Regions from separate parts of the Homo sapiens genome. Here all the other regions are linked to region 1. Evidence: chromatin loops called from intact Hi-C (ENCODE). Cell type or tissue: gastrocnemius medialis. All regions are shown on one strand. Links, peaks and the distances in the headings refer to the core of each region. The heading gives the core; the rest is flanking DNA.

What was found. Hi-C counts contacts between places; a loop is a spot of excess contacts. Peaks named below come from ENCODE experiments on the same cell type or tissue, not always from the same donor. Only the 100,000 strongest peaks of a DNase experiment are listed, where the experiment ranks them.
Region 2: a loop joins it to region 1, with 7 times the contacts of the local background. A loop is called at or near these places in 43 of 110 quality-filtered maps.
Region 3: it touches region 1 in a loop (7-fold over the local background); 58 of 110 quality-filtered maps call a loop at or near these places.

Annotation. Positions count from the first base shown.
Region 1 is chr10:101,207,913-101,218,996 of GRCh38, forward strand. No RefSeq gene overlaps it. Among named protein-coding and RNA genes, the nearest start is that of LBX1, 16 kb to the right of the region's middle. RefSeq lists enhancers at 6,796-6,865, 6,876-6,925, 8,776-9,367, 9,960-10,551 and a silencer at 7,026-7,075. In gastrocnemius medialis, for the core only: CTCF peaks have their summits at 5,893 (motif pointing right), 6,971 (motif pointing right) and 7,172; DNase peaks (open chromatin) are centred at 5,899 and 6,962; H3K4me3 peaks cover 1,110 bases; H3K27me3 peaks cover 4,702 bases.
Region 2 is chr10:101,437,114-101,448,197 of GRCh38, forward strand. All of the region lies in intron 2 of BTRC (beta-transducin repeat containing E3 ubiquitin protein ligase), which reads left to right. Among named protein-coding and RNA genes, the nearest start is that of BTRC, 88 kb to the left of the region's middle. RefSeq lists an enhancer at 4,146-4,646. In gastrocnemius medialis, for the core only: a CTCF peak has its summit at 5,303; no DNase peak of the experiment used is centred there.
Region 3 is chr10:101,461,321-101,472,404 of GRCh38, forward strand. It overlaps BTRC (beta-transducin repeat containing E3 ubiquitin protein ligase), which reads left to right. Exons shown (of 15, transcript NM_033637.4): 3 at 661-738. Among named protein-coding and RNA genes, the nearest start is that of BTRC, 110 kb to the left of the region's middle. In gastrocnemius medialis, for the core only: a CTCF peak has its summit at 6,189 (motif pointing left); no DNase peak of the experiment used is centred there.

The sequences.
Region 1 (11,084 bases), core at 1,277-9,276:
TTTTTTTTTTTGAGACGGAGTCTCTCTCTGTCGCCCAGGCTGGAGTGCAGTGGTGCAATCTTGGCTCACCGCAACCTCCTCCTCCTGGGTTCAAGCAGTTCTCCTGTCTCAGCCTCCCAAGTAGCTAGGACTACAGGTGTGTGCCACCACGCCCGGCTAATTTTTTTTGTATTTTTAGTAGACACAGGGTTTTCCTTTGTTGGTCAGGCTGGTCTCGAACTCCTGACCTCAGGTGATCCACCCGCCTCGGCCTCCCAAAGTGCTGGGATTATAGGCATGAGCCACCGCGCCTGGCTAACAGAAATTCTTGAGTTTGCAGAATGGAGGTTAAAAAAAGAAACAACTACCGGCCGGGCGTGGTGGCTCACGCCATGCCTGTAATCCTAGCACCTTAGGAGGCTGAGGTGGGTGGATCACCTGAGGTCAGGAGTTCAAGACCAGCCTGGCCAACATGGTGAAACCCCGTCTCTACTAAAAATACAAAAATTAGTCAGGCATGGTGGCACACGCCTGTAATCCCAGCTACTCAGGAGGCTGAGGCAGGAGAATCACTTGAACCCGGCAGAGATTGCAGTGAGCTGAGATCACGCCATTGCACTCCAGCCTGGGCAACAAGAGAGAAACTCCATCTCAAAAAAAAAAAAAAAAAAGGAAAAGAAACAACTGAAACTCCCTCTGCTTATGAGATCAAAAGAACTGGCTAACACTGGTTGGAACCAACATGGACAACTGGAGTCTGCGCAGGATGAACTTGCTGATGGCACCGACTGAATTTCCACTGCATGTTTCATACTAACTCCCCTTGAATTTGCACATGCGACCCATGAGATCCCAGGAAGAGATAACTGCGCATGCCCAGGGACTTTCCAGATCTCCCCTTTCCTTTCACCAATGATCTGCTCATCTCAGAATCCACCCCCTGAACCTTTTCTAATAAAAATACTGCTTTGAAGCCAAGACGAGGAGACAGATTTGAGCTTCACACTCATGTCTGCTTGTGAGTCAACTTGCAATAAAAGCCTTTCTTTTCTCAAAACCTGGCACATTGAGCAGACAGCCCCCTTTGGCTCATAACAATTGTATATGAGAATGATGCAGCTGCCCCGGGGAAGAGAGAAGAAACTGCTAATTTCCCACCAGTATCCATTCCTTCCTTGTTTTGTTAGTATGCCTGAGTTTTGGTTGGGCACATGATCACATGACTAAAGTTTACACTCCCCAGCCTCCCTTGCAGCTTATTGAGTCAATACAACCAAATTCTGATTGATGGTTAGGACGAGGTCAGATGTATGCCACTTCTGGGTTATGACCTTAAAGGAATGGGTGTGTGCTCCCTTTGCCCTTTCCTTCTTCCCACTGAGTGGGAGGCAGACATGATGGCAGAAGCTAGAGCAGCCACTTTGAGCCCACCAGTGGGAGTTACCATGAGCCCCAAACAATGACTGACTATGACTGACTGTAGTAGGTGCTCAATAAATAATTTTGGAGGGTCCTAACTCACTTAATCCTCACAATAATCCTATGAAGTCCAACCAAGTTTACAGGTAAGGAACCTGAGACACAGGTTGAGTAATTGCTATAAGGTCACCAAGGGCAAGATTTGATTCCAGGCAACCAGGTTCCAGAGTCCATGCTTTTAGTGATGACAACATATAGAACAGAGATCTATACACTGAACTGTTATGTGAAAAAGAATAGACACCTATCCCTGTTAGTCTATGTATTGGGGGACCTCTTTGTCACAGCAGCTTAAATATACCTTAACATACCCTCTGTGTCACCCCAGAGGCAAACATAGGTCTCCCCCTCTCCACACTCCCCCTAGGGCCAGTAACCAAGCAGGCAGGCTCCTGGGAGGCTTCTGAGAGGGCTCCCTAGGGGATGAAGTTTCCTAATTGGTTCAATTTGTTTTCACTCCAGACTCTATATTCCTAAAAATCAGAAAAGTCTTCATCCCACTTGGGTCTCCAGCTGCTGAAGTACCATGCACACTCACAAGCCCTCCCTTTCCTCCAACCTAGCAACACAAAGACATGGGTACACACACACTACACCCCAATGAGAAAACAGCCCTTCGTCTCCAAAGGGTAGTGTTTTCTCTGAGTTCTTTAAATTAACTAACATTTCAATAGTTTTGCGGTTTACAAGCTATCGCCATGGAAAAAGGGCCTGGTAAAGTAACCAAGAAATGTTATTAAGTGAAAAAAGTGAATTTCAGAATAGGACACATGCTCTGTTCTTATTTCTACACATATATGCACACATCTATATGTTTGCAAAAATGCAGCTCTGTCTGTGGAAGTAGTGGCTGCTCATAACCACCGTGGGAGATGGAACCGGTCTTAGTATCACCCGCCTTTACAGATGAGGAAACTGGCTTAGCGAGGCTGAGGAACAGCTAGAAGGAGTGAGACCCGTGCTTTGCTCCCCTGCCCCACAGTTCAAAGCCCTGCTCTTTCTATTAGACCTATCTCCTGTCATTCTAAGTCCATGTCACTCTAGCTTATTGTCCCCATAGTCTGCCCAGCTCACTGCTCCCTGCCCCATCTTTGGAAGAAAACCAGGGATGTGGAGGGGGCATCTCTGGGAGGGCTATTCTGGGAGGCCTCACTGTCTGCTTATGATCAGTAACGCTAGGTATTCCAAGGCAGTAGGTCTCACCCCCAGGGACAAAGAAATCCCAATAGCTGGAGACCATGACAGAAATGTACTACAGCTCAGCCTGTGTATTTTTAACACGTTCCCCAGAACTTGATGTGAGTTTCTCAGTGACTGAAACTGATATTAAGTAAGCCCAATTTTTTTTTTTTTGAGACAGAGTTTCCCTCTTGTCACCCAGGCTGGAGTGCAGTAGCACAATCTCAGCTCACTGCAACCTCCGTCTCCCAAGTTCAAGCAATTCTCCTGCTTCAGCCTCCCGAGTAGCTGGGATTACAGGTGCCCACCACCATGCCCGGCTAATTTTTGTATTTTTAGTTGAGACGGGGTTTCACCATGTTGGCCAGGCTGGTCTCGAACGCCTGACCTCAGGTGATCCACCCGCCTCAGCCTCCCAAAGTGCTGGGATTACAGGCATAAGCTACTGTGCCTGGCCCCAATTTCTTTTTGAAGAAGGTAATTGGCATGGGTATTTTCCTTCTTTCTTCCCCCCACAGAGATCAGTTACATATCTTTGGTGGGAAAGGTGAGCTGGGAAGAAAAGCCCACTCAGTGTGGAGCCCTGGGGAGCTGCAAATAAGAGACCCTCACATGCCCACAAGGATGAGCTCTCTGAGGGAGGGGACTGCCCTGCCTGGACTCCAATCTCGGGATCATTCCCCCTTCTGTCTCCAGAGCTCACTGCTCAGGCCAGGAGAAGGTTTCCCTGGGCTTACCAACACCTCTACATCTGGCACTGAAATTCTTGAATAGTCACCAGCATTTGGACTAAAATGTGCCTTTTGCAAAGCACCCTGTGAAGACATTAGCTCATCTGACCCTGAGTGCACCCCCCTGAGACAGGGAATATTATGGTCAACTCACAGATGATGAAACTGAGGCTTCGAGAGATGAAGTGACTTGCCAAAGTCCCACAGCTAGGAAGTTACAGACTTAAGCCCAGGATATCTGATCCCACATATCAGGTGGATTTCCTCATTTGGAAGTCACGCTGGGGAGGAGTAGATGGGAAGGGGAGAGATTCTGCAGTTCTCCCAGAAGAGTCTGGGAAAGGGAAAGAAGGAGAAAGAAGGAGTAGGCTGCTTCATAAAGGGAAGATTCTCAGGCCCCACTGATTCTATTTCAGTGGCTATGAAGTGAGGACCTGAAATCTGTGTTTTCAAGCTCAGACTAGCCAGCCGGGCCCATCAACAGCTCTCCCTTGCTGCCCTCCCATCCTGGGGGAAGGGAAGAGGGACACGAGGTATCCTGGCTCTAGTGCAGTGACTCCAGGGACCCCAAGATGTCCATTCTGGGAGGACACTCTGCCAGGGAAAACTACTTAAGACCCCAAGAGAAAAAGGATGGAAACAGATGGAAGGGGGACAGAGGATCTCCTTCACCTCTTTCCCCACCTAAGGCTTGGGGCTCAGGATTCTCATTTTCCTGCTACTTACAGTAAGTGGAAATTCCCAATACTTGTGGCTAATCTGTGTCTAGGGGGGATTCCCGCTCTCTGGACATGGCAGGTGGGCAAGAGGGGATTGGGGACAGAGTTCTGGGAGACTTATAAACAATCACAGAGCATTGCCTCGAATGAAAGGCTGTCACCAGATCTCAGGTCGCAAGGGACTTTTGAAGCCCAGTACCCCTCCTGTCACACAGTAAGACACAGTACTCCCCTTTCTCTAAGGACAGTCTCAAAATCGAGGACAAAGACCTAAAGCGACCTTAACAGACTGCCTCCTCCCACACCTGCCCAGGGGTTCTTCCCACTCTGATCCTTGCTTCTCCTAAACGTTCAGGGCTGGAGAAGGTCCTGCAGTTGGGTGGGAGCAGGTCTCAGGAGTGGGTCTTGGGTGAGTGTGGCTCTGCAGGGTCAGGAGTTCAGTGTCAAGACATGGTGGCAGCCTGAGCCTGTGTAAGGGAGTGTTTGGTGCACCACAGAGTCAGTACATGTGTATGTCAGGCATGTGAGGGCCCTCATGGGGCATAGAACTTCCTGCTGCACTCACTACCTATTAGGTTTTCTGCCAGGATGTCACCAGAAGCTCAGGGATCTCTGGCCCTTCTAGAAGTGCCAGGCAGGGCTGTCGCCACCTCTTACCACTTTTTATCTACTCTGAACAATTCGCGCAAGACCCATGGACTGAGCCTGGGTTGGCACTCACTCTTCCCCTGACCTTTCCATCTGCAGTGTGCTAGCTGGGGAACGTGGCCCGTCCGTCAGGCCTGATGATCACACTGTAGAGAAAGAAATTTATTTTTATTTATGCATTGTTACATTTATTTATTTATTTATTTATTTAGAGACAGCATCTTACGCCGTCACCCAGGCTGGAGTGCAGTGGCGTGATCTCGGCTCACTGCAACCTTTGCCTCCCAGATTTGAGTGATCTTCCTGCCTCAGCCTCCAGAGGAGCTGGGACTACAGGCATGCGCCACCACACCCAGCTAATTTTCGTATTTTTAGTAGAGGCAATTTCTCCTTGTTAGCCAGGCTGGTCTCGAACTCCTGACCTCAGGTGATCTGCCGGTCTCAGCCTCTCAAAGTGCTGGGATTACAAGCATGAGCCACTGTGCCTGGCCTATGTATTTATTTTTTTGAGACGGAGTTTTGCTCTTGTCACGCAGGCTGGAGTGCAATGGCATGATCTCAGCTCACTGCAACCTCTGCCTTCCTGATTCAAGTGATTCTCCTGCCTCAGCCTCCCGAGGAGCTGGAATTACAGGCGCCCACCACCACGTCCGGCTAATTTTTGTATTTTTAGTAGAGACAGGGTTTCACCATTTTGGCCAGGCTGGTCTCGAACTCCTGACCTCAGGTGATCCACCCTCCTCGGCCTCCCAAAGTGCTGGGATTACAAGCATAAGCCACCGCGACCGGCAATTTCTGCATTGTTACTTTTAAGTGACAAGTAAACATTGTATATATTTATGCTGTGAAATATGATGTATATACTGTGGTGCAGGGGAAGAAATTTCTAACCTCCCAGGTATCCTATCAGCTGGGAGGAAGCTGACCCCACAGCAGGAGGGAAAGAGGTAAGATTAGCACAGAACTCACAGTGCGGGTGGAACTCAGCAACACTGAGTCTCCCTTCCCTGTGCAATCCCATGAAGATCGGAGGAACCCTTGTGCGCCTTTGGGAAAGGGACTTCCTCCCTATAGGCAGGAGGGTAGCTGAGATGACCGCGAGCCAGTTAGAGGAATTTCGCTGCCTCCAGCCCCGCAGCCCGCCGCAGTGCCAAATAACAGACGGCAGAGGGCGCTCCTACCTAACCTTTCCCATGCCGCGGAGGGTGCGAGGACCGGAACTTTGCGAGCCGAGAAAGTTCTGATTTTTTTCCGCAGTGTTCTGATCTTTGCCCGCAGTGTACCGGGGATTGAGCTGGGGGCCGGGCTCGGGTAGGAATAGGGATGAGAGGGGCTCATAAGTAGACCCCCCCCCCTTTTTTTTTTGAGACGGAGTGTCACTCTGCCGCCAGGCTGGAATGCAGTGTGGCGCGATCTCGGCTCACTGCAACCTCTGCCTCCTGGGATTACAGGCGTGAGCCACCGCACACGGCCAGAGAACCCCCCCTTTTTTTTTTTGCTCCCCGCCAGCAGAGACATGGGGTGGTCCCTTCCTCAACCCCACGCCAAACCCAAACCCTGAAACAGTGTCCCGCACATCTGCCGGGTCCAAGTGAGAGTCCCCTAGCCACACCCCTGCAATTCCTTGCGGCCCTCTACTAAAGGCTCCGTTCCAAGAAGTGAGGGTGAGAGGTCGGGCGCGGTAGCTCACACCTGTAATGCGGCAGCTTTGGGAGGCCGTGAGTTATGATCATGTCACTGGACTCCAGCCTGAGTCAGAGTGACAGACAGAGACCCCTGTCTCTATTTTTAAAAAGAAGTCCGGGCACGGTGGCTCACGCCCGTAATCCCAGCATTTTGGGAGGCCGAGGTGGGAGGATCGCTTGAGCCCAGGAGTTCAAGACCAGCCTGAGCTATATAGTGAGACCTCGTCTATACTAAAAGTTAAAAAAAAATAGCCAAGCGTAGTGGTGCGCGTCTGAGTAGTACCAGCTACTCAGGAGGCTGAGATGGGAGGATCGCTTGAGCCTGGGAGGTGGAGACTGCAGTGAGCCGAAATAGCGCCATTGCACTCCAGTCTGGGCGATACAGTCTCAATAATAGTAATAATAATAATAATAATAAAGTGGGGGTGAAGCGTGTTCACTCAGGAGCTTGTAGTTTGGGAGTGGGACCGCGTCAGGATGGCTATCCGGGCTCCGGATGGGTGGGGAAAGGGGTGGCTTAAGGGCGGGCACTGCTGCTGAGCGTCAAGTACCGCTAGGTGGCGCTCGAAGCCCGCGTCACAGAGAAGCGGGGCCTTTCGAACACCTGTGCTCAAGAGGGGGCGGGCTTGGAGACCCGAGAGGGCTGCAGGAAGAAAGAGCCTGGACCCTAGGATCCTCCCTGAAACAGCGGGATGGCCTGGGTACATGGGGCCATTGGGCAGCCATCGTTCTCCGGAGGCTTAAAAGGGGCGAGGTGAAGAGGGGGGCAAAAGCGTGGCAGGCGCTGCGAGGGAGAGAGGAGGCATCCCCCGGCCTTCCCCAGGACCTGGAGGGGTGGGAGACTGTCGTCGGCACACCTGCCTCTCTGAATTTATGGATTCCGTTCTGAGGCTGCTAGGAGAAGAATTCGGGGTCTTAGAGGCCACATTTGGCCCAGGAGTCAAACATACAAGGGCACGCTCATCTGTTTTTCTCCCAGGATACGCGGGTCTGTGTATGAGCAGCTGCTCTGAGCTTGCGACTGGGAGGGCAGAGGGTGTAGACTCCCGCGTCCCGGGGCTCCCTTCCTCGCTCTTCCTTCGGACACCCACAGCAGCTGCTCCTGGGGAATCTGCCCCCAAGTTTCGAGGAACTGCCCCCCAGCGCCCAGGAGGAAAGGGGAATGGGGCTGTAAACGTGTCTAATTCAGACCCGTTATCCAGATCGGAATTAGTTTCTCGCGGACACCTCCGCGCCGCGGGCCATTCTCTGCCTGGGGCCTTTCTTGGACCGATCCATAGGGCCTCGACTGGCTTCCACGGCGCTTGCAAATTAGAGACTCTGATGCCTCAAATTTGTGGGGTCCTGCCTCCAGCTCATCCCCCTCTCCCGAGGCTTGGCCTAAAGGCACCATCCCTGCCACTCCTCACCCCCTGAATTCAGTCGGGGGCCTGTGTGGAGGGAAAGGAAAACCTGGAGAGACCAAGTGGCTGCACTGCCACCGCGCAGGCATGGATCCTGCCTGGCCGCCGTCTGGGAACTCGAGATCCGAGGAGGGGCAAAAGCCGCCGGCGCCGGGGTCAGGCCTGGTGGACCCGAGCTCCTTGGTGAGACCTGGACCCACCGTCTTCTCCTTCAAAAGCACAGGGTGGCAGCGGGGAAAGGATACGTTCCCATTGAAGGGGCGATGGAAAACTGGAATCAGAGACTGAAGGAGGCGGGGCATGGGACCCCGGAAGATGCCTCCCAGACGTTCCAGGCCTGCTTGCCCGGCTCCGGAGGTCTTAGCAGCATCCTCGGAGGTTGCCAAACACCTGGGAAGGGGGTAGGTGGAGCTTGAAAGGACTCTGGGTCTCTCTTTGGGAATGCAAAGTCCCCTCAACTCTCCTGGCCCTCCCATCCGCCCCCCACCCGCGCCAGCGTGTGGTAGCCCCGAGCCTAGCACGCTGAGATGTGGGAAGGTGTGGGTCTGCCCAGTGGGTGGCCCCGACAGAACGAATCCGAGGTCCTGGGAGGAATTGGGAGACGTGAAGAGTTGGGTATCTGCCGCCCCAAGGTGGGGCCATCCGCTTGGCAGTTTCGGCTCTGCGGGCGGCGCGGCCTCGCGCGGAATCTAGCCAGCCCCTGAGAGTCCCCGCCCCCTCCCCGAGGCCCAAGGTATTAGTGCTGCTTGATCAGACCTCATTTCCTGCGAAAATGGAAACATATCCAGGGTCCTTAATAAAGTGAATGACGAGGCTTCGGTGTAATTGGGCTTCCGTTTGGTGGCTATTTCCTTAAACTGAGAGTGGAAAAAAATGTAAACTCACAGCGCTCAGATGTAATTATATGATTATCAAAAGGAGTGCAGGATGGATTAGCCGAGCAACGACCTAGAGTCTGAGAAACGGGCAGGCACAAACGCTTACTCAGACCAAGGGACCCAGAAGTCCCGGACTTCCACACCAGCCCCGCATCCAAGCGCGCGCCTTTGAAACCTTCGGCCTCTCCTGCCAGCCAGAGACCCGCCCTGCCGTTGCCATCGGGACACGCGGGATCTTTATTTATACGCTGGGGTGGGTCTTTTCCTTCCTCGCAGAGGAGGAGCGTCCTCTAAGGCAAGGGGGGTGGGTGCTGGCTACGAGTCCCCTGACCGCCTGCCCGGCCCGCGTGCGCTGGCTGCATATTTCTATGCATAATCCAATTTTCTCCGTGACTATCTAGTTAAACTCTTTAACAACAGCTACATAATTAGAATTTGGATTCCCATTAATTTTCCTTGGGCCTCGAACCATTTGCAGCTCACACTGGTAATTAATGCGATACATCACTAACTTTACCCAGCGCAGGCCGGCCCGGCTCAGGTCGCTCGGCCAGCGCCTGGCGCCCTCGAGCGGGACCCTGACTCCTGACCCTGCTTCCCAGGTGGGAGCCGTTTTCCTCCTTCCAAAGCCAGATGCCTCGGGCCCGCGAACCAAAAGCCTTCTTTCCAGGAAATTTCACAATTAAAAATATTTATCGGGAGCAGATTTACGTTTCTGGGTTTCCAGTCTCGGGGCGTCTGGGTAGGCTATTAAGAGTAATTAGCATCTTTTGCGCATGCAGATTTACTTCGCTCATTGCCACATAACTCATCCCTAAAAGCCGGCGCAGGCGAAAGCAGGCGCCGCCGGCGGAGCCGCTGCCACAGCTACCGCCGCTGCCCGCCCGAGCCCCCCTCCCCTCCTGCGCTGCCCGCTCCCAGTCTCTCCGGCCCGAATTGTCCGCTCCAGGCCCCAGACGCTGAACACGGAACGAAAAGGCTTCCATCCTGGAGACCTGGAGACGAGTGACGCCAGAGCGACCTCGTGCGGTTGGGGAAGGCCCAGACTAGGCTCTCCAGGCTGGGGCCGCGCCGTCTGGACCCCAGGCATTGCGACCACGCATGTGTGTGCACCACCGAGTGGGCGCTTGTGTGTGTGCACGCTCACGTGCGCGCGAGTGCACAGGAGTATGGTTGCTAGTGCGCGTTCCTGAGAGGGCGAAGGGGCGCGTGGAAAACGAGCTGATCACCATCCTCCCCTTCCCTGCAGCCCACCGGTTCCCAGGACGACGCTCAAACGTCAGTCCTAGGCCACCCACCTAGGGCACTGAGTTTCAGAGGGAGACTCGGGCCCCTACCTTGCCTCGAATTCCCTTCTACAGAGCCAGTTCCATCCAGCCAAACGGCCTGGAGCACTCAGCGCCCAGCCGGGGGAACTGGGAGGCCCAACACCCGGCTGCAGCCGAGCGCATGGCTGGCCTGGTACCGGTGAGAGGCCGCCAGAGAAAGCGCAGGCGGAGCCGGGGGTCACTGAACAGAGACTTTCAGGGTCGCTGGGGGGCGGCTGGAGACGATGAGGCCACGCGACTGAAGGGATTGGGGGGTGAGGAGTGGTGGTGGGGGCGGACAAAGGGACAACGTGGCGGTGGACGAACCAGGGCCAGAGAGGGCCGCTGTGGCTCCCGCTCTTCGGGCCGAAGCACCCACCACGGGTTCGTTATTAACGCGCTGGGAAGTCCGCAATCCGCCCAACTTTCTTCTCTTTAATGAGCCTAGAAGAGGCTGCCCTGAAGGGGTTTGTTCATTAAAGATGTAGCTGGAGGAATATTGTCTCATTAATTATCTGGTTTTAATTACACTCCTACCCTTTGAATCCAGAGATGGGAAAAGTTGATTTGGTGGCGCCGCCCCCTTGAGCTTAAAGGGTCGGCCTGGCTAGGGGACCAGGAGGGGCTGCATGGGGACTGCTTGCTCCCGGGAGGGTGTGGGCAGGAGTCTGGTGTATATCCGGCCAAGAATCCCTTTGCGACGTGTCTCCATGCCTGGGTGTGTGTGTATGGACCTCCGTGTGTCTGCGTGTGTGTGACCACGTGCGGCTGAGAGGCCATGTAGACGTGACTTGGGTGTCTATGTGTGCTCCCTGCCTGTGTGTAGTTCTGTGTCTGGGTGTACATATGGGTAGCTGAGTGTGTCTATAGACAGGCCCGAGCAGGGGTCTAAGTGAACAGCAATGTGACTGGGTAACTGTGTCTGTGGTGTCTAAGACGGTGGCTTCCTGCCCGTCAGCTCAAGTGACAGTGACATCTCTGGGTCTCTGCATATATCCCCATGTAGATGAATGTTGTGGGGCGGGGTGGGGGTCCATGGCTGGGGCATCCCAGGAGCTGGACTACTCCAAGGACAT
Region 2 (11,084 bases), core at 1,085-9,084, 230 kb after region 1:
TAATAAATGTAGTTATTTTTTATGTATATGTTAACATTTGACTTGTATTTATCCCAGCTACACCCTTCACCTTAGGGGTTTGCAGGGAATGACAAATCAAACATGTTTTTGTTTGTTTGTGCAGAAATGTTTTGTTCTCCTAATAAAATGAATTATTGTTTATTATGGAATATGTACATTATTTGGTAAATATATAAACAAGAGTATCACCCATATGCCTTCCACTTTAAGATAATTATTGCTAGATTAACATGTTAGTGTCCTTTGATCTGAAATGACTTATCCATCCATGTGTGCCTGTGCGTGCACACACACACACGCCCAAATAATGGTTTCATTTTTAAGTATTTTATTACATTTAATTAAATTATGAGATATACAGTTAAAACATTTAATATTCATTGTAGAAAATAGAAGTAGAAAGAAGGAAGGATTTTAAATGTCCTCCCAGAGATTACCGTTTCAGTGATACTAGTAATTTCTGAATTTCACCTATATCATATTGCTCAAATTCTACATTCATCATCTGGTAATACTGATTTTGGTCACTGTTTATCTCATAGATAGCTGCTCACATGTTTTTGAATTGAACAAAGTTTGAATTTGGCTTATATCTGACCACCACCTCCCTCTCATGTAATTGTTAGTCATTTCAAATTTTGCAGTTCCCCAAAGGTGCAGTGTGTTCTTTTATATATCTGTGTCTTTGCATATACCGTTCTGCTTACCTGAAAAAACCCCTCCACAAACACCTATTGTCCCTTACCCACTCTCTGCCTTTGTCTACCTAATCTTCAAGATTCAGCTCAAGCTGAGCTAGAATTAAAGTCTTCCCTGATCTTTATCTTTGCTCTCTTAAACTAGTCAGAGGATCTGTACCCAGAGCATGCATGGAATTCTGTGCCCTGTAAAATTGACATGAAGAAAAGGAGTATTCATTTTCGTACTTGATTCTTTAACAAAAAATTCCTGATTGGGTCTAACTTTTTACGTGTGTTGGATTAGATGGTCATATACAGAAGGGAAAGAATAGCAATATAAGTCTTCTCACGTCTGTAATCCCAGCACTTTGGGAGGCCAAGGAGGGCAGATCACAAAGTCAGGAGATTGAGACCATCCTGGCTAATGCGGTGAAACCCCGTCTTTACTAAAAATACAAAAATTAGCCGGGCGTGGTGGTGGGCGCCTGTAGTCCCAGCTCCTCGGGAGGCTGAGGCAGGAGAATGGCATGAACCCGGGAGGCAGAGCTTGCAGTGAGCCGAGATCGCGCCACTACACTCCAGCCTGGGCGACAGAGCGAGACTGCCTCAAAAAAAAAAAAAAAAAAAAAAAAAAAAGTCTTCTCATTAGCAATATAAGTAATCTAATTTTATGTTTTTATGTCTCACACATACACATACATATATACTACATTGTGTCAAATTAGTAAGTACAAAACTTTTGTGTATGAATTTCAGTTTTCTATTTAAAAGAAAGTACATAATTAGTTTTACCAAAATATAGTTGCTACTGTTCATTGTAGTTTCTACCCTTTATATGAGCCATTGTTTGGGGGAGTACTTGTTTTGTTACTGGTAATAAACTACAAGGGAAATTTGTAATATAATATTAGTATATTTCCCCTAGATTTTTAAAAAGCAGGTCATTATTTTTTTAAGCACTTCAACTGCAGCACAGTGCAATCTTTTGGGGAGAATTGGTAAAATGAGGATAAAATTAGTACAGGATTCCAGCAGCTTGAAAATAACACAATATTTGACCAAAATCTCTTTTGTATTCCCTACTCTGGTTCAATTCCAGTAGTCCTGGAAATGTGCCTATGGACTATTTACAGTGAGATTATAAAACTGAATCATGATTTTGGTGAATAGAAGCCAGAGCATGTGGCTACAGCACCCCAGCTGGCAGTAAGCTCTCCCTAGGTTTATGAATGTAGTTAGATGGTCCCCAACTGTTTACAAGACAGCAGAGGTGAGATATTTGATTGACAAGTCAGAAATGCATTAGATCATTCTCTCTGCCAGTCTCTGGTTCATGCTGTTAAAAATGTCAGCCTCCAAGTTTGAATGGCAGCCTGAGGGCCTTAGAAGCTTTTTGTTTTCTGAGATGGAAACACAAATTGGATGTGTGCCTGAGCGCTTCATCCTGGGCTGTAATTTCATCTTTTAGCTAAGAACCACAAGGTACACGAGCAAAGCACCCTGTAAACAATAATACTGTGGAAAAAAAATAAACAAGGTCGTGTTTCTGGTACGTTGATCCGATGGTGTCCTGACCTCTATCACGTTGAACATCTCCACTCTGATTGCTGTTCCCTTTGGCATTACAATGAGAGAAAGAGAGACTGACATACTATGAAGAAAAGATTTAAAGTTGCAGTATCGTTGCACATTCCTTGTATTGGCTATGAAATATTGAACTGTCAGAATGTGACACTTGGTTTTTTAAGCAACCTTTCTTGTTTGAGGTGTTTGCAGTTCATTCCTTTCTCCCCCATTTGTCTGCTTTCATTGATAGGGTTGGAAGTAGTTGCCTTAAATGCATGAAAAGGGACAGTGTTAAAGAGAAGTGGTGCTGATGGAGCCAAACAAACTTAACACTAGAAAATAAATGCAGGCTGTGGGGCAAAGGAGATAAAGTTGGGTTAGTGTATTATTAATAGTGGAATTTATGGAACACCCTATTGTAAGGAAGAATCAGGTTAGGTCCCATTTCTGTTTTTGTGGAGGCAGGAAGTTGGGAAGGTGGTATTGGGTAAAGAGATGCAGTGACATAGTTTGTTAAACTGATAGCCTACTATATGGCAGTATTGCCAGGCCAATCAGAATTCACCCAGCTATTTTATTTATTGCTCTTATTATCCAGTGTCTTTAACAAGTGGTGAAATTATAGAAGACTTTAAAATTTGGGGAAGAAAAATATTTTTTTAATGTGGAAAATGTGTATTTATAGTAAGAAAGCTCATTAGGTAATATGGAAGAAACATTATGCTTATATTAGTCCAGCTTATGCCAAATGAATAGAAAATCTTCCTTATAAAACCACCATATATTTCTTGGAAAATATTTTGTAGTAATAAAATGAGTTTTCTATTATGTTTTAAATTACATCTTTTTTTTCAAGCTATGAGTAGGAGTTTATAAATTACAATACATCTTAAAACAACATATATATTTTTTCTTCTAAGGAAGCACTATTGATGTATGCTTTCATTTTCATCCCTTTTGGGGCATTGAATTTACAAGTAAAGTTTTAACTGAGAATGAATGGCCTTTTGCAGTTCTTCTGGAGTATGGAAAAGAGTTTGTATTGAAAGTTCCTCAATGGCTGGGCACTGTGGCTCATACCTATAATCTCAATACTTTGGGAAGCTGAGGTGGGTGGATCACTTGAGCTCAGAAATTCGAGACCAGCCTGGGAAACATGGTGAAACCCCATCTTTACCAAAAATACAAAAAATTAGCCAGTCATGGTGGTGCCAGTCTGTGGTCCCAGCTACTCGGGAGGCTGAGGTGGGAGGATCGCTTAAGCCTTGGAGGTGGTGGTTGCAGTGAGCCGAAATCATATCACTACACTCCAGCCTGGGTTGACAGAGTGAGACTCCATCTAAAAAAGAAAAAAAAAGGCAACTATTTAGCTTAGCCCTCTCCTCTGAAAATGTGAAAGGCAAGAGCTGTTCTGCATCAGTCTAGTGAAATGCACTGGAAAAATGGTGTTGGTAATTCCTGCTTTGAGGTCATGCTAGAAAGAGAGAAGATAATACTTGTAAAATATAAGTCCTGCTCCTTTGTAGCCAGATTTTTGTCCTTACTTAAAAATATTGTGCTCAGAAAGTAATACCAAAAGGAGGGATATTAAGAACTAGTTATTGTTGTTTTTAAGTATTGCTCTGAATTTTTAAAGCATAAACATTGATGTAGATTTGCATTTAAGCTATGAGAACCCACTGTCTTGACTCAGTGGGGGAGTTTTCAAAAATCATTCTTGTAGAAATTGATTTCTCATTGGCTGATTTCTACAGGATGAATGAAAACAAACCATTTTTTGCAGTCTTAGAAGAATAAGAGGAATGCAAGTGTTTAAGAAATGAGACTGAAATATGCTTTATGGAGTTTTCTAAATCTGGTACAAAGAAACTACAAAATTTCTTCTTATGTATTATGCATCAATACAGTGAAAATGCCTCACAGCTTATGGGCTTTTTACAACCACACCTTCACAATTAATGATTAGCTTTATTATTTAAACTCCAGGCTTGCCTCATGAGCAAACATCAGTGTATTCATAGAACCATAGAATTTCAGCATTGGACCAGACATCAGAGGCCATCTAGTCACATACGTCTCATAATGTAGAAATCCTTTATGAAATGTGTTTGGAAGGGAGTCATCTAATCTCTCCCTGATCACTACCATTATTGGTGAATCAAACTTCTTGAAGCATCTTGCTTTTACTTTGTTGGTTCTACTAGAAAGTTTTTTCTTGGCCGGGCGTGGTGGCTCATGCCTATAATCCCAGCACTGTGGGAGGCTGAGGCGGGCGGATTGCCTGAGCTCACGAATTTGAGACCAGCCTGGGTAGCATGGTGAAACCCAGTCACTACTAAAAATCCAAAAAATTAGCCAGGCGTGGTAGTACATGCCTGTGATCCCAGCTGCTTGGGAGGCTAAGGCACGCGAATCGCTTGAACCTGGGAGGCGGAGATAGCAGTCAGCCGAGATCACACCCACTGCACTGCAGCCTGGGTGACAGAGTGAGACTGTCTCAAAAAAAAAAAAAAAAAAAAAGTGTAATAAGTCAGAATACAATGTAGACACGTCTTGTTTTGAACACAATTTAAATAATGTAATTTAATTACTGCCTAAGATTGCATATACTTCTTTGATTTGAATGATGGAAAAATTTCTAGGAACTTAGCCTGGGTTTGTTTCCTCATCTTTTCTTTGAAGCCAGAAAAGCATAGAAAAGCATATGTAAGCACTTTGACAAATGACATAATGTAGCGGCATATCAGAGTGGCACAGGTATTTTAAACCTAGCTCCAGTTCCTGAAGATGGTGAACATCTGCTTAGAGGTACTGTAGAGCTCCACAATGCACTAATTGAATTACTCTTTTCTGGAGTTGCGACTGCACTAATTGAATTAGAATCTCTCTCTCTCTCTCTCTCTGTCTCTGTGTGTATGTGTGTGTGTGTGTGTGTGTGTAAATGAGATAATTCCAACCTTAACGGGAGAGACTATGAGAGACATGACTGATGGTGTGTACTGTGCTGCTATCTAATGGCAGCCTATGGAACTACTACGTGGTCTCCAGGGAAGAGAAAATACAGCGTGACCTCAGTCTAACCCCATCCAGTTTAGTTCAGAAGGTCCCAGGATGTAATTTTGTAATTCTAAATTGAAAAGGAAAGAATGTGATAAATTTCTGTATTAAAAATTAAGATATATTTTATTAGGCATAAAGTTTTTAAGTACTAAGTTACAAATATTCAACTGAATTAAAAATTTCCTTTAACTGGTGAAAAAAAATCGAGTTGGTGGGTCATCTTTTTTCTCATTTTGTCCTTCAGTGACATAAACGTAAAAAGGAATTAACGTTTTTGAAATGTCTTAGCATCATAGAAAGGATAAATGATACAGGGCTTGTTCATATTTTTAAATACAATTTTTTTCCTGGTTGTTAGAAATAAGGTGTTACCAGATTTTGCTTGTATGTGATTATGCTTATATTAATTATAGCAGTATCAAAGTAAGTTGTACAGATCTCACTTGCTCTTTTTTTTTTTTTTTTTTTTGAGACGGAGTCTCGCTCTGTCACCCAGGGTGGTGCCATCTCGGCTCACTGCAAGCTCTGCCTCTCGGGTTCACACCATTCCCCTGCCTCAGCCTCTCGAGTAGCTGGGACTACAGGCACCCGCCACCATGCCCGGCTAATTTTTTTGTATTTTTAGTAGAGACGGGGTTTCACCATGTTAGCCAGGATGGTCTGGATCTCCTGACCTCGTGATCCGCCTGCCTCGGCCTCCCAAAGTGCTGGGATTACGAGCATGAGCCACCGTGCCTGGCCTCTGTTGTTCTACTTAATAGTTTAAAAATTAAGTTTACCACAAATTTGGGCAAGTTTTAAACCCTCCTAAGTGAAGTCAGTTATTTTGTTCCTTTAAAAGAAAAAAAGAATCTTAGTCACAATTTACTGATTTTTGTAAAACATGCAAATGTAGTCCTGCGCAACATTAAAAGCAAATAAATACACTGAGGACAACTCAACATGAAATATATTTTGATTCAGTTTAACTCTAGGCATTCTAACTTGTAAAAATGGCCCTTAACAGAAAAATACATATGTATAATCACTTGATTTATAGAATGTGTATGTGTGCATACAAAACCACTTCAGTAAAAGTGCTGTTGGTTACCATTCTGAGCATTTAAAACGATCACTTTCCATTTGATCATATTAAAGATATAGAAACAAGTATATAGCATAGAAAAGTTTTAATTTCTTCTATGTAATCTTCATTATTAAAATATGTTTGAATATGCCATTATTTTGTAGGCTAATTTGTTCTTCATTGTGAGATTGAGGTACTTAGATTTCTTGTATGAATAGCTCTCACTAAAATGACTATAATTTGTACTTTTTATATTGTCCTTAGGGACATTTTACTGATTTAGAAAATCCTTTTGACATCAAGTAGATGTAAGGCTTTACAAATAACATGGCCATTCACAACTAGCCACAACTCCGATTCGATTCACAGAGTACCTTTTATTTGCCAATTACTGTACAAAGTCTTAGGCATAAATTAAGATTCAGAACCTATCCTCAAGGAGCTTATAGTTATTTGTTATACATGTATTAAGTACTTATATACCAGTCACTGTGCATATAATTACTAGTGTTAACCATTAGTCATATGTATTTTTTTCTGATTTATTGAGCTAGAGGTCTGGCTTAGTAGCAGTCCTAAGGAAATGGTATACTTATGTTCATATCAGATATATCTCATCTCAGCAAAAAAGTGATAATGTATATTTCAGACTAGTCTGTGTCTTAAATGGTTTTCTCTTGCCTTTACATACCTTCTAAGGGAACAGTGATGTTTGTGATAGCTGTACATGTAGCTTAAAAAGAGATGATAATATTTGTTACAATGCCTCCTACTGGTTGATCATAGATTTTCAATCCTTGTTGTCTTCAGAACTGGTAGTTCCCACTGGTGATTTGATAGTTTGGGGCTTCTACTGAGGCTATAACTGAGAAAGAGTCTATTGCATACAAGGTATAAAGTGCTTCTTTAAACAGTCTGTTTCTAGAACCTAAATTGTCCTGGGACCAGCTCTTGATATAAAAATTCATAGAAACCTGTTTTTCACAGAGTGTGGTAACTCCTTGCCATAGTGCTGTAGTGTTAAAATTCACATTGGCCAGGTTGTTCTGTAAATTAAACACTGACAGCTACCCTCAGGGGAACAGCCAATGTATTTATGATGATGTGCTGATTACACAAAATACACTGCAAGCAGAAAACAGCTGCAGAGAATAAACCTCTTAAAAAGAATACAATTACAAATAGCACCCTCAGTATTTCTAGTGGTGAGTGTAGAATACAGCATGCTAATGCAAGTTTCTTACTAGTCCGCCTGAAAACAAAAAATCTGAAGGAGATAAATTATGGTTGAATGCACATGCGGTGCCAGCATAGCAGTGAACAAATTTCCTTTCTCAAGAGCATGGCTGTAAGTGCACAGATTTCAGGTGTGGAGTAGTCTAACCACCCTCCCTCATTTTGTTAGGTTTTATTAGTGGTTTTCTCATATATAGTAGGGCATGGCCTTGAGGTTATAGGGGCTCTAGACATTTGAAAGATATTACACAATGAATGGGGCAGGAGGGTAACTAAATTGTGGTTACAAATTTCTGGTAGAAACTCGATATGTTAGGGTTTAGTTATCGACATTTCATTTGAAGATACGACTATATATTTTCAGTGTTATTAATGGCATTGAAGATGGTGCCCTTGGAATTAATAAAAGGAGTCATGACTCTCTGGTAAGATCTTTCTGATTTCTTAGATTCTGTTTTTCAAGAATAATGGTGTTTTAGGACATTGGAATAGCTGATTGTATATTTGTAGGAGTATCAGCTCTCAAATATGTCCCTTTTCATTCCTGCATCTTACTGGTCACATGCATACAGGTAAGAAGATTAGAAAAAAAATTTTGTTTTCCCTATTTGAGATTCTCTCTGTTAGAGCTTAGGGTCAGTATCTATAAAATATATTTCAACTGCTGAGCATGCTAGCTTCTGTTTAAATCAGTAGAAAATATGTTGATCTTTCAAGACATAAATTTACTCAAGCCAACTGTAAGGTATAGCGCAGGGACATAGTGATTGGAGACAGTTCACTTCACCCGCCTGAAACTAAGAATCAACTCTTCAGTGTATGGATCACTGGTATGTAATAATCGACTATTATCGGTCTGTCTATTGGTCTCTTTTTAAATCAGTTTGGAACCTCCTGGAGTTATTTTCTTGCTCTACTGACATCAATCCCATGTGGCAGAGGAGTTGTGTATAATCGCTTTGGTTTAATCAATAGAATAATTGATAAACCAGATAAGATTTAAACTGATTATAGCCCCAGCAGAATTCCCCAGAGGCCTTGGACTCTCTTAATTTTGACATGTGTGTTGTGTACCCTGAGGATGAAGTGCAGTTTGAATTATCTGCTTTTATTTGCTTAATGACGGGGAGGGTGTTAAAGTCAAATGTTTAATTAACCCAGCAATGGGCTGCGTTGTCACTTACACACAGCTGATTGAGATATCTCATGGAGAATACTGAATAGGAATGATAATGTGGCACTGGGACGGAAGATTGCTTTTTCAATCCATTTGCTGGGTCACTGCTTTGAATGTCTTATTGGATGAAAGGCATTCAGCCTGGAGAAAAAATTCAGCATTTAAGTACATTTTGTTCTCTTCCCCCCCCACCCCCCCAACCCCCTCCGTGCTCAGAAGTTAACTAAAACAGATATGTTCTAGGTTTATTAAGCCATCCATGTACTAGTAAGAGATCAGGATAGCCAGTAGCCTCAAGCTACATAATTTCCTGTGGAAACGGAAAAATCCTACTAGCCTCTAAGGTATTCTAAATGTGAGCTCTTTTGTCCCTCACATCCTGTGTCCCTTGCCATTATTGTGAGGTTGTCTTTGGTTACTTGTCTCTTGCCTTTTTCTGTAGTGTTTGCTAGATGTGCAGCTACCTCTAGGGCCAAAGGCAGACCTTTTCCTCCCAAAGAAGCAAATTATCCAGTACATTTTTTGCTATTTGATATACCTGGCTTCTATTTGGTTGTAATTGTGACTAAGAATTATAATGAGACTGTTGAACTATTCAGAGAGATGAAAATTTGAGGCATTACAAATTCTTGCTTTTTTGGCTACTGCTATTGTAAAAACAGTTGATGCTGTGTATATTTCATTTTGTTGAGAGGCACTTTGCTTTCTATATGGACTAAAAAATTAGGCCAGGAAAGATTGCAATATTCAACACCATCAAAAATGAAGTCTAGGCAACTGGAGTTTTAATGACTTGCTGCCCACAAAATATCCCTGACTAGCTTTATAATGGAATGTAAAAACTCATTGAAGGCATATGAGCAAAACTTTAAAAAAAATTAACCATGACTTTCCTTCTCTGTAGTTCTTATGTTTCTTCCCTCTATCCCCCAAAGATCTAAACCAGGAATTTACTAATTTTTTTCTTTGCTTTAGTCATTTGTATTCCAGAGAGCACAATAGGGAGAAGGATACAAGATTGATTTTTTTATGTGTGTCCTCTTGAAAGCAGAGTCTGGGGCATGAATACTGTGGGGGGTGGTGGGGGGGCCGGTTACAAAGCAATAGAAGCATGCAGCTAGTGTTCGCGTGCAGGTTGGACTTTTTGCGGGTCAAGGCAGACCAGACGAGTAGCTTATCTTGAGGGACGCAAGTAATAGACCAAATATAGAGCAGCTATTTCAGGAATCATGTAGGTCATTTAATTATCCATTATGATTGAGTGGCTAATGCTCTTTTGGCAATTACATGACCTCTGTTATTCTTGAAACCTATCCAGGCCCTCGTGGGTCAAGTGACCCACAAGTCAGTGCTCTCAGACTTGATTCCACTCAGAAAGAAAGGAGATGTTGGGAACCACTGGCATTTAGAAATGGCCATGTTTTCTTTACTGACCACTACCCAGAATGTCCTTTGTACAGCAGTGATAGGCAACTGGTTTTGAAGTCAACTATTCCTTCATTGTATATAGGAGCAAAAGATGCATTATACATTGGTTTCCACAAGAGGGTATTTTGGCAGGAGATACTTTAATACCACAATTAGCTATTATGGTATTCACTAATTCTGTACTGTAAGAACAACTACTATGATATTAAAATTAATGTTTGATATCTGTCAAACCAATTATCTATTACCAAACTCTGTAGTGGTATTTTCCATTCCATAACGCAACAAGTGCTATTGATGATAGCTAATAACAGATATTAGTATATTATTAATTACTAATAGTAATTATAGTAACAGATTAGTAATAATAACAAAATGCCATTGATGATAGCTAATAACAGATTTTAAAATATCATTCATTAAAATTAGCCTAATTTGAATTTCAGTGCTACAACGATTATTAAATTAAAAGGCCACTTTAAAATTAGGTTCTGGTCAAAGACAGAATAAGTTGGAAACATCTTGATTGTTTATCACTTTTTTTCTTTAATCAACCAAGTATTATTAATATTTCCAAAAAAAACCAATTTCTGCTAAATGATAGTAAAATTTTCTATAATTCAGTGACTTGTGGGGTAATTTTGAGAACAGAAAATGTACATTTCTTGTGATTCTTTAAATCGAAGATAGTTACGGTGTGGAAAGCAATGGCAGCATAATCAAATTAATTGTAGGATTTGTCAGAAATGCACAAAATTCTGCATAGTTAGCAAAGTGGTAGATTAGAGGTATACAGCCATTCTCTAGCATTCCAGTAACTTAAGACCTTAGGCTTAAGAGAAATAATTTT
Region 3 (11,084 bases), core at 1,447-9,446, 250 kb after region 1:
TATATTGACTAGCAGATTTTTAGTACTTATGAACTCATTTTCAGTTGGATTGTTGTTTTTTTCCCCCTCCTAAGTATATAAAAACCCCACTGACATTTTAGGGCCTCTAGCTGCTGTTTGAGGTGACAGTGCCAAGGAATGGACTCTAATCCTAAACTACTGAGTAAATGTTTTTTTAAGTCCTATGCTACTTTTATCAAAGAAAATAAAATCAAATCTGAGAAGAGGGGGAAGAGAAATAACTATTTTTAGGACCCAGACTTGGAGATCTGTGCCAACCAAACATCTACTATAATCGAGAGAAGGTAATAATCATGGTTTTAGTTGTCATCAGCTAAGTGTGGGCTGGAACTTTCTTGTATCCAGTGTCAACCTGTGTCAAAGTGCAAGCTAGAGATCTAATGAATATGATCTCCTACACAATGCTTAAAGATACATGAAATACTTCCCATCTAAATCCTTACATAATTTATTTATATACATGGGCATATGTTTTCTTTTACATATGTGTATATCTGTATGTATACAAATCTTCAAGTGAATAATTGTATAAATATATGTATGTTCTAACTTACAGAATTAGAAATGTAATTCAGTTTACTCCCAAAGGATAAGATTGAAGATAATGAGAACTGAATTAAAGCTTACTTTCTTTCACAGAATTCCTCAGAGAGAGAAGACTGTAATAATGGCGAACCCCCTAGGAAGATAATACCAGAGAAGAATTCACTTAGACAGGTATGAAATTCAGCCTTACTTAAAATAAAAAGCTACCAACAGCAAAACAAAAGACAGGAGGAAACCCTTGATTTGCCATTCTTTAAGCACTGGAGCTTATATTAAGAGTACTCGGACGTTGGCCTGGCCATAGCCATCACTTTCAATCAGGTGACATGGTTTTCCCAGTTATTTAAAAAACATTCTAGGTATACATGTACAGGACAGCTGGTTGGCATTTTTAAAAAAGTATAAAAACAGATCTGCCTGTAATAAAGTTAGCCCTTTTAGTATGAGCAATATTTTGTTTGCTTTTTCTAGAAGAAAAGGCCATTGTTAATAATAACTTAAAAAAACAGCAGCCGGGCAAGGTGGCTAACGCCTATAATCCCACCACTTTGGGAGGCTGAGGCAGGCGAATACCTGAAGTCGGGAGTTCGAGACCAGCCTGACCAACATGGAGAAACCCAGTCTCTACTAAAAATACAAAAATTTGCTGGGCATGCTGGCGCATGCCTGTAATCCCAGCTACTCAGGAGGCTGAGGCAGGAGAATCACTTGAACCCCAGAGGCAGAGGTTGCGGTGAGCTGAGATTGCGCCATTGCACTCCAGCCTGGGCAACAAGAGCAAAACTCCGTCTCAAAAAAAAAAAAAAAAAATAGCTCACCACTGTGCCCCAATAGAAGGTAACACATTTTACTTGTGAAAGTTCAATACCATTGTGTTCTTGTAAAAATTAGAATGTCCTTGGCAAAAACAAGAAACGCAAGTTCTTATGATGTTGCCAGAGAATAAGTGTGCCACCTATTCATTTTTATTTTTATTATTTTATTTTATTTTTATTTTTGAGACAAAGCCTCACTCTGTCGCCCAGGCTGGAGTGCAGTGGCGTGATCTCGGCTCACTGCAACCTCTGCCTTCTGGGTTCAAGCGATTCTCCTGCCTCAGCCTCCTGAGTAGCTGGAATTACAGGTGCCTGCCACCATGCCTGGCTAATTTTTGTATTTTGGGGTTTTTTTTTTTTTGAGACACAGTCTTGCTCTATCGCCCAGGCTGGAGTGCAGTGGTGTGATCTTGGCTCACCACAACCTCCACCTCCAGGGTTCAAGCGACTCTTCTGCCTCAGCCTCCTGCGTAACTGGGACTACAGGTGCCCACTACCACACCGGGCTAATTTTTGTATTTTTAGTAGAAACGGGGTTTCACCATGTTGGCCAGGCTGGTCGCAAACTCTTGACCTTGTGATCTGCCCACCTAAGCCTCCCAAAGTGCTGGGATTACAGGCATGAGCCACTGTTCCCGACCTAATTTTTGTATTTTTAGTAGAGACAGGGTTTCACCATGTTGGCCAGGCTGTTCTCAGACCCCTGACCTCAGGTGATCTGCCCAGCTTGGCCTCCCAAAGTGCTGGGATTACAGACATGAGCCACCACACCTGGCCCTGTATTCATTTTTAATATAAAATTGGATACAATGAGCCTGAGCAGCAGTAAAAATAATTCTAATTTACTTGGATTTATAGCATTGTTCTAGGAAATAGGAGATCTAATATTTGTTGAGCACCCACCGTGAACATGATGCTTATTTGATTTAACCCTCACAATAACCCTGTAAAGTTTTTAGATATGATGTGACTTCCAATTTATAGATGAAGAAAATGGAGGGTTAGAGAGGTTAGATGACTTGTCTAGCTAATTAGTGATTTGATACTCAGATCTCAGTGTTTCCAAAGCGTTTCTACTTGTGCCTTCTGACTTCAGTTTATATATAGTGTTTAGAGGGAAAGTACTTGAAACTGTGACACATTCATTTTTTAATTTACTATATGTTAAATGTTTTTTGGATGAACACTTCTTTTTTTTATAAAAATAATTGTTTAGTAAATAGAATTGAATCATCCAGGAAGCTTTAAAAAAAAAAACAAACAAAAATCCACAAATGATCAGTAATTGATGTTGAGACAGTTACAATTTTAACTGTTTGGAGAATCAACACCTGATCTGTTCATCTAAACCAATAGGACAATACTGAATAAGATAAATTGGGAAGTAGGAACACTCTGCCCACTATACAGAAACAACTGTCGGAAAACAATGACACAACAAAAGTTTTGGCAACTTTATTTAAGCTAACAAACGAATTTTCTCTCTGCAAAGTTATAAATTAATTTTAATAGGCTGATCCAGATGGTCCATTTGGAAAATGGATAGGCTGATCTGTTGAAAATTAAACTAAATTTATCTCTCTCATACTTCAAACTGAAGCAAGAGAGAGAATCATGCCTATTAAGTCCAGCACATACAGATGGACCAGCAGGTCACACATGGGACTAATCTGATTCATTTTAAAAATAAATGCATACATTATTGAATCATTTTCTACTTGCAAGATCTGTTGTGTGCAATATTCGAAAGAGATTTAATGTTGTTTTTTTCATTGCCGTTTTAGCAGGTTCTCTTCCCCACTCCCCCTGCCCACTTTAATTTAACAACCTTCCCCCCCACCCCCCCCATGGTGCTTTGAAATGATTTTTCTAATATCTGTCATTCAGTGTTGAGATCCAAGCTCTGGAGATTAATTAGGTCATGAGGCTTTTTCTCCTCCCTTCTTTGTAAAGGGTTTTATCTCCATTCTCTTTGTGAAGAGCATGAACTCAATGTTCTTGGAAAGAGAAATGGCCTTTAGAAACAGGGAAGTAGGAGATCCTCCTGGGGCCCTCAGAGTCTTTTAGCTTCTGGGTGTTTTAGCAGCCCCATGAATGCAGATTTGTAAATTTATTGCAGTGCCATCTGGTTTTTTGCTCGAACCAGATTACTGTTGGCTTGTGTCTGTCTATTGTGGTGGTCACTCCCTAGGAGCTTGCCCTCTCTATCTTAGGGAAGAGTGATGAATAGCAGGGGTCAATAGAAGCGGGTCACAGGGCAGCTGTCCAGGACTGCCCTGAACTTGATTACCCCATTGCTGATTTTTTTTAAGGTAGGACATAGTATATAAGCTGTTTAAACTCCCTCTTTTCTCTATTGCATATGACAATAATGAAGTGCCATTTGCTATTTTGTTTTTTTGTTTTTGTTTTGTTTTGTTTTTCCTGTAGTCAACTTCTGTAGACAAAAAGATGTCAAGGCCGCCTTATACCTAGTATTGATACAAGTAGGATTTGCATCTCATTAACTTGAGATTCTTTTGCAGATATTTCTAATGGGATTTCAGAAACTCACTATTGATTATAAAAAGTTCAGTTATCTTCTAGCAATTTAACATTGTTTTTAACTAATATTATAGTTGACATATATTATTCAAAAATAGCGTTTTGCCATTGTTGATAGGACATAACTACTGCATGTTAATTTGGAGAGCTATTTAAATATTGGAGGAGCAAACAACTTTATACCAAAAATTTGGCAAGTTGAACAAATTCCTTGAAAAATACAACTTACCAAAACTCTTAACACAGGGTGAAGCAAAATTTGAATAGCCTGATGTCTATTAAATAAATTTAATTAATCATCAGAAGGGACATGTGGTTTTACTGGTGAATTCAACAAATATTTAAGGAAGAAATGATACGAATTTTATGCCAGACCCTTTCACAGAATAGAGAAGGAAAGAACACTCCTTGACTTAAAAATCCACCATAACAGTAATTCCAAAACCCGACAAAGATATTACCAGAACAAGAAATAATGAAGGTGGAAATTAAGAGACACTGTTCCCTGTGTCTGTCACCAAGTCATTTTGTATACCTGCTTTTTCGTTTCATTTCCAGCATCTGAAGATGGAAGAGTTTGGGGTAGGGAGAGGAAGTAGAGCAGTGTATCCTTGTAAAGAAAGTTAATTTTCTTAGTTTCAGAATAATCTCATTTCTTGGCATTAAATATGAACTTTTATTTAAAGGATGTACAAAATAGCTACAATTTTTGTTTTACTCCTAAAAATGTGAAGTCAAGGAAAGGATAGCCACTGTTTTCCTACCTTTTATTCCTATCTGCAATCAAGGGCAAAGGCCTGGGAGGATACATGAAAGTACTCATTACTTTTTGAAAATTGTGGCATTACAACGTTCAACTCTTTGCTTCTCATTGGTGCTAATAGGATCTGTCAGCCCTGCCTTTCTCTGTAATTGAGTAAATTGTGACCGTTGTCTAATCCCTCTCCCATCCCCCATTTCCTTTGTGTATGTGTCCACTTACCATCCTGAGAACGTGGGCAGTGATAAATAAAGCATTGAGTAGAGCTCTCTCAACTCTCTGAAAGCAGCATGATGCCAGCCCTCTAGTTATATTTCTTTAAGTGTTTAGGTTTTTCTGTATTCTTTCTCTTGTGTAGCTGGAACCCTGGGGATGCAAAGCCATGAGAGAGGCCAAGAAGCTAACAAAGTAGCTGTCTCCCTTGTTAGCTTGTTCCTTTATTCTTTAAAAACAAGATAAAAACCATCTGGCTCAGGGCATTACATTTTCCTCCCCCATGCACCTCTATAGATGGAGACTTCACCTGCAGTGAGGGTTTACATTGATTAGGGAGGGAGCAGTAATTCAAGCTTCCATCCTCTTCAAGGATACTTTGCAGTCTTTAAAGGTGCTGACCCACTGAGTTAGACTGTCAAGGGAGGATAAAAAAGTATCTTCATCCCAGGAGGTAACAGCTGCCAGGTTTTCAACACCTTGCACGCTGCTGGAAAAATGTCACAATTGTCAGCTGAAAGAAAAATGACTGTGTTGTCATCTTCTGTTAATGACTGGGCCTTATAAAAGGAACTACATAAGTCTTTTAGAAGGAATAAGTAGCTGTTTTCCTTTTCTACCATATTCCCCTCCCCTGAAAAAATTCCTGCGTTCTAAACATTGCCTTGGAGTAGATCCACAAAAAACAGCAGTGAAGAACTTAAATCAGCCAGTATAAGCATGGAAGTCTGATGGGCATAGCTCCTTTATACAGTTGGATGAGTAGGAGGAAAAAGCACATCACTGACACAGAAAATGACATTATAGTGTGTATTAACAAAACAACCACAACAACAAAAAGTCATTCATAAGCCAGTGAACTGAGAGAAAACATACTGTATTTCTGTTCTTTGGAGGACAATTTATTTTCAAGCAGCATCCAGATGGGTAAATACCAAGACATTTCTTTTTTCAAGAGAGCTCCTTTTCTTCCTTTAAAAAAAAAAAAAACACAGAATTTGCTTCCTTTAATAGCTCTGTAATGTTCATATATGATGGCATTCCCTTCTTTCTGATTTGATTGATGAGGGAAAAAGGTTTAATGAAGTCCCTGATATCAGGCAGGCAGGGTTTTTTTTTTTTTTTTCTCTCTATTTGTTTTAGGTTAGTCACTTTAATTGTATTGAGTAATTAGAAGGTACACACAGCCAAGGGAGCTTTGTTCTGATAATTGCTCGAGAAAACCCATTCCCTATCTGCCGTTGCTTTGTGTTAAGACACTTCTCCCTCTAGTGGCAATAGTAAGCACTTTGGCTTGGCAGTAGGCAAGGTGTAATTGCAATATGACAAACTATGCTTAAGGGACTGTCTTGTAAATACTTTCGTTTGGGGTTTGCATTATTTCATTATATATGTGTGGTTGGTTGTTGTTGGTTTTTTTTACTCTATAAAACTTGCTACCTCTTTTTGCCCTCCTAAAGTGCTTTGGGCTTTGGGTAAAAAAAAAATTGCCTGAGATGTTTATTAATAAAAAAAATCACAATGCATTCTGGGTAATGTTTTGCAGCTTGACTTAATTTTAGTCATCTGTTTTAATTACCTATTTATAAAAATGCCTTTGCATTTGTAGACATTATTTAATACTTTGGAAGAAGCACCTCATTTGAAATAAATAAATAAATTGTACTTATTTTAAATAGTCCATGTAAAAGATCTTAAAGGTAATTAATGTAGGTCTCTTAAGTAAGACAAAAGTGATCTTTCCAAATCTGACGAAGTGATTTGTTTATATAACTTCCCACTTCTGTTGAATCCTTTAGAGTCTAATAACTTTTTTAAGAAAACACGGTTTGGCAATTTGTGCCTAGCTACAAAAACCCTTCTTCAAAAAGGAGCAATTTAATAACCGGCTTTCTTAAAATTACTTTGAGGAAGGAAGACCGTATGGGGGGTTGGTGCTTTGTTTTATTTGTATTTTAATGTAATCATTCTTTGATAAATTGTGTAATCACTGACTTAGTAGGAAAAATATTATTGAACTCCTGGGTTGCAATGACCATAAAGAGTGTATTTTCATATAGAGAGTTGTGATACTGGGAATAAATTATAAAGGAAACAGTTTATATGCTGGTCAAAGTCCATATGGGCCCAATTCATTTTGTTTTCAGTGCTTACTCTGGATGTACCATTAAAAAAGGCGGGGGGTGGGGTGGGAGGAAGCCTGTTGTGCTCATCTGCATGAGCCCTAAAAAAAAAATCTGCCCTAAAAACAACACGGAATGATAGCAGATGCAGCTTTGCATCTATTGAACAAGATTCAGTAGCATCTGTGTGGCATTTTTAAAACCCACTTCCAGCTTCCTTAGATATTGCTTTTTGGTTTGCTTTTTCTATACCATATTCTTGTGTGGGACATGATTTGATGTTACCATGTATCTGGAAGTCCCTGTCTTCCTATACCCCCACTCCCAGTCACTAACGATTTTCATTATACTATATCTTGTTATGCTATAGGGCTGCTGAACAGATTTCTAAGCAGCTTTTTGCAAGGTTAAAACAATGCAGCCCAGTAACAAGTTTGTGTAATTTTAAATATATACCTTCTAGTAAATAAGGGCAAGTCTGGCAATCAATCCCTTTTAGTGTGTTATATGTTTCACCTGACAACTAAACCTTCTATTGATTAGCCATTACTTTGTTAGATAATCCTATGTCATTGAATCCATTGTAAAAAATTAAACTCTTTAAAATGTTTTACCCTAGCAGCAGTGTGAAAATTGAAAACTTGTTCAGAATTACAGCCTGCTTTCACAAAGAAGGTAGTTTTCAGCAAGGCATCTTACTAGTTTATGCTTATGTGCTTTATATGCGATATAAAAACGTATTAAAGTACTCCAACGCAAAACTCTCTGCCTCTGGTTCAGCAATGAAGCTACCTTTTCAAGTGTTGCATGGGGACAGAACCTATCTTGCCTGTGGCTATTATATTCACTAGTTGGATTTCAAACTGGAGAGAGTCTTACAGGAAAATATTGAATGGAAAATATTGAATGTTTTAGCCTTTTAATTGCAGAGTGGTAAAGGAACTATGACAAATTTTAGTTTATTGATCTGTGTTACTTCCTTGGGAGATCAGCAAAGTCATTTACCCATTTTACAGATGGAATGTCTAGAAAATAAAGTCCTATATATAGCCCTACTCTGGAAACTCCCTCAGGCCTGGCACAGAGTTTCTGAATCTATCTAATGGTCCCCTAAATATGTTATTACATATTCATTCATGAAGGGAAAAGAGGGTAATTTTGAAGGAAAATAAATTTTCTTTTTATAACTTAGTATTTTCAGAAAAATAGCATGATACATTTATTGATGACTGGACAAACCTCTGTAAAAAATTTACTCCTAAGATACTTCTATTGGAAGTTTTCATACAGTGAATTTTACAGATATTAATTGTATAAGTCTGAATTTTTGATAAATCTAACCACCTGTGTAACCACCACCCTAATTAAACTATAGAATATTTTCATAACCTAGGAATGTCTCTTGTTCTCCTTTCTACTTATTTTCTGCACCACCAATGGATCAAATACTGATCAGCTTACTGTCACTGTAATTTTGCCTTTTCTAGAATTTTGTGTAATGGAATGCTATATTTTTGGGGTCTGACATTCACTTTGCATAATGTTTGTGAGATTCCTCTATGTTGCTGTGTATATCAGTAGTTTATTCTCTTTCATTGAGTTGAATAAATATATCGCAGTTTGTTTTCTGTCTCCTTTTGGTGGATATCTGAGCCATTTCCATCATTATAAGTGAAGTTACTATGAACGTTCTTCTATAAAGGTTTTTGGTGAGCATATGTTAAGTACTTTTTCATGTGCTTATTGGTTATTCAGACATTTTCTTTGTGAAGTATCTTTTAAGTTTTTAGCCATTTTTAAAAATTGCATTGTTTGCCTTTTTATTATTGAGTTGTAGACTCAACTGTATTGAATTCTGGATACCATTCATTTGTCAGATATATGTACTCTGATTATATCTCACAGTCTATGGTTTGCCTGTTTATGGTATGTTTTGATGAGAAGTTTCTAATAGTTGGATGAAATCCAGTTTACCAATTTTTCTTTCTTTTTTTTTTTTTTTTTTTTTGAGACGGAGTCTCGCTGTGTCGCCCAGGCTGGAGTGCAGTGACACAATCTCGGCTCACTGCAACCTCTGCCTCCCAGGTTCAAGCAATTCTTGTGCCTCAGCCTCCTGAGTAGATGGGATTACAGGCATGCGCCACCACATGCTAATTTTTGTATTTTTAGTAGAGACGGGGTTTCACCATGTTGGCTAGGCTGGTCTCGAACTCCAGACCTCAGGTGATCCGACCGCCTCAGCCTCCCAAAGTGCTGGGATTACAGGCGCGAGCCACCGCGCCTAGCCGGTTTTTTCTTTTAGAAGGGATACTTCCTTTGGTCCTACCTAAGAAATCTTTGTCTACCCCATGATTGTGAAGATATTCTTCTAAGTTTTCTTCTGGGAGCTTTATAAGTTTACTATTTATACTTAATTCTATGATCCATCTCAAATTAATTCTTATACGTGCCATGAAGTAGAGTTTGGGCTTCATTATTTTTGCCGTAATTTCATTCAGTTGTTTCAGCACCATTGTTGAAAAGACTTTCTTTTCCCCCATTGAATTACATGAATTCATTTGTCCAAACCATTTAGTTATATAAGAGTTATATTCTCAAACCTCCTGAAGAAAACGTTGCTGCTGGACCCAGAGCAGTGGGTGACAGTGCCTAAGGTACTGACCCATCCCTATTTTATGTCCCTGTAGACAAGGCGGACAAGAAAAATGATAGGTGTCTATCCTTGCACCAAATACCATAGTGTCTTGATTATTGTCATTTTATATAATGGGCCATGAAATCAGGTAGTGTGAGTTCTCTAGATTTGTTGTTTTATTTTTTGTTATTCCAGATAGTTCACATTTCTATATAAATTTTAGAATCAACCTTGCACTTTCTATTAAAAAGCAGTCTGTGAGGGGCTGGGTGTGGTGGCTCCCTCCTGTAATCCCAACACTTTGGGAGGCCGAAGTGGGAGGATCGCTGGAGCCCACTGAGTTGGAGGCTACAGTGAGTTATGATCACACCACTGCACTCCAGCCTGGGCAACAGAAAGAGAAACTATCTCCAAAAATAGACAGACAGATAGATAACTACTTTTTTTTTCATCTGAGATATATAGGATTTTGCCCCCGTTATTCTGTTAATACGACAAATTACCTTGATTTTTGTTAAGAGTTTTTGTGTCTGTTTCATGTGAGGTACTGGTTTGCAGTTTTCTTTTTTAAGTGTTTGCCAGGTTTTGGTATCAGAGTTATGCTGGTCTTATAAAATGAATTGGGAAATCTTCCTCCCATCCTCCTCTGTTTTCTAAAAGCACTTGTGTATAATCCTGGTGGTGTTTCTTCCTTCAGATTTCATAGAATTCACAAACCACTTGGGCCTGTAGTTTTCTTTGTGAAAGATTTTTTAAACTTATTATTTAAATTTATGTGGCAAGATGTTTTAGAGCAATTTGAATTTCTTTTAGAGGTATAGAGCTGTTCAGATTTTCTGTTTCATGTGTCAATTTTGGTAATTTGTGTTTTTGAAGAAATGTTTCCTGTTTATTCAACAGATTATAATATGTTAATATCTTTTATTTTAATACTGTGATTGTTTCATATTGGGCTACTGAAAGCCTCTTTCGGCAGGCTTCCATGCCCCCTTTGACGTATCTTCATCGTTCTGAGTATTTCCATCTTATAGTTTCCCTGGTCAGTCCTGGAGTCAACCATATTTCCATGAATGTATGATTCCCTTTAGTGCAGAATGGTATTTAAAAACCAAGATTCAAACACTGACTTTTCTTTTACATCTATATTTATATACTTTGAAACCATTAGTTCACATTGATAACTCCAATTCTAATTCAACCCCACAGGGTTTGTTCTAGATTTCTTTCTTTCCATATTTCATTTTTCTCCCTTCCTTCCTTCCTTCCCCTTCCTTCCTTTTTCTTTTCTTTTCTTTTCCTCTCTTCTCTTCTCTTCTCTTCTCTTCTCTTCTCTTCTCTTCTCTTCTCTCTCTTCTTTCTTTCTTGTTTTTGGTAGAGATGGGGTCTCTCCCTATGTTGTCCAGGCTGGTCTTGAATTCCAGAGCTCA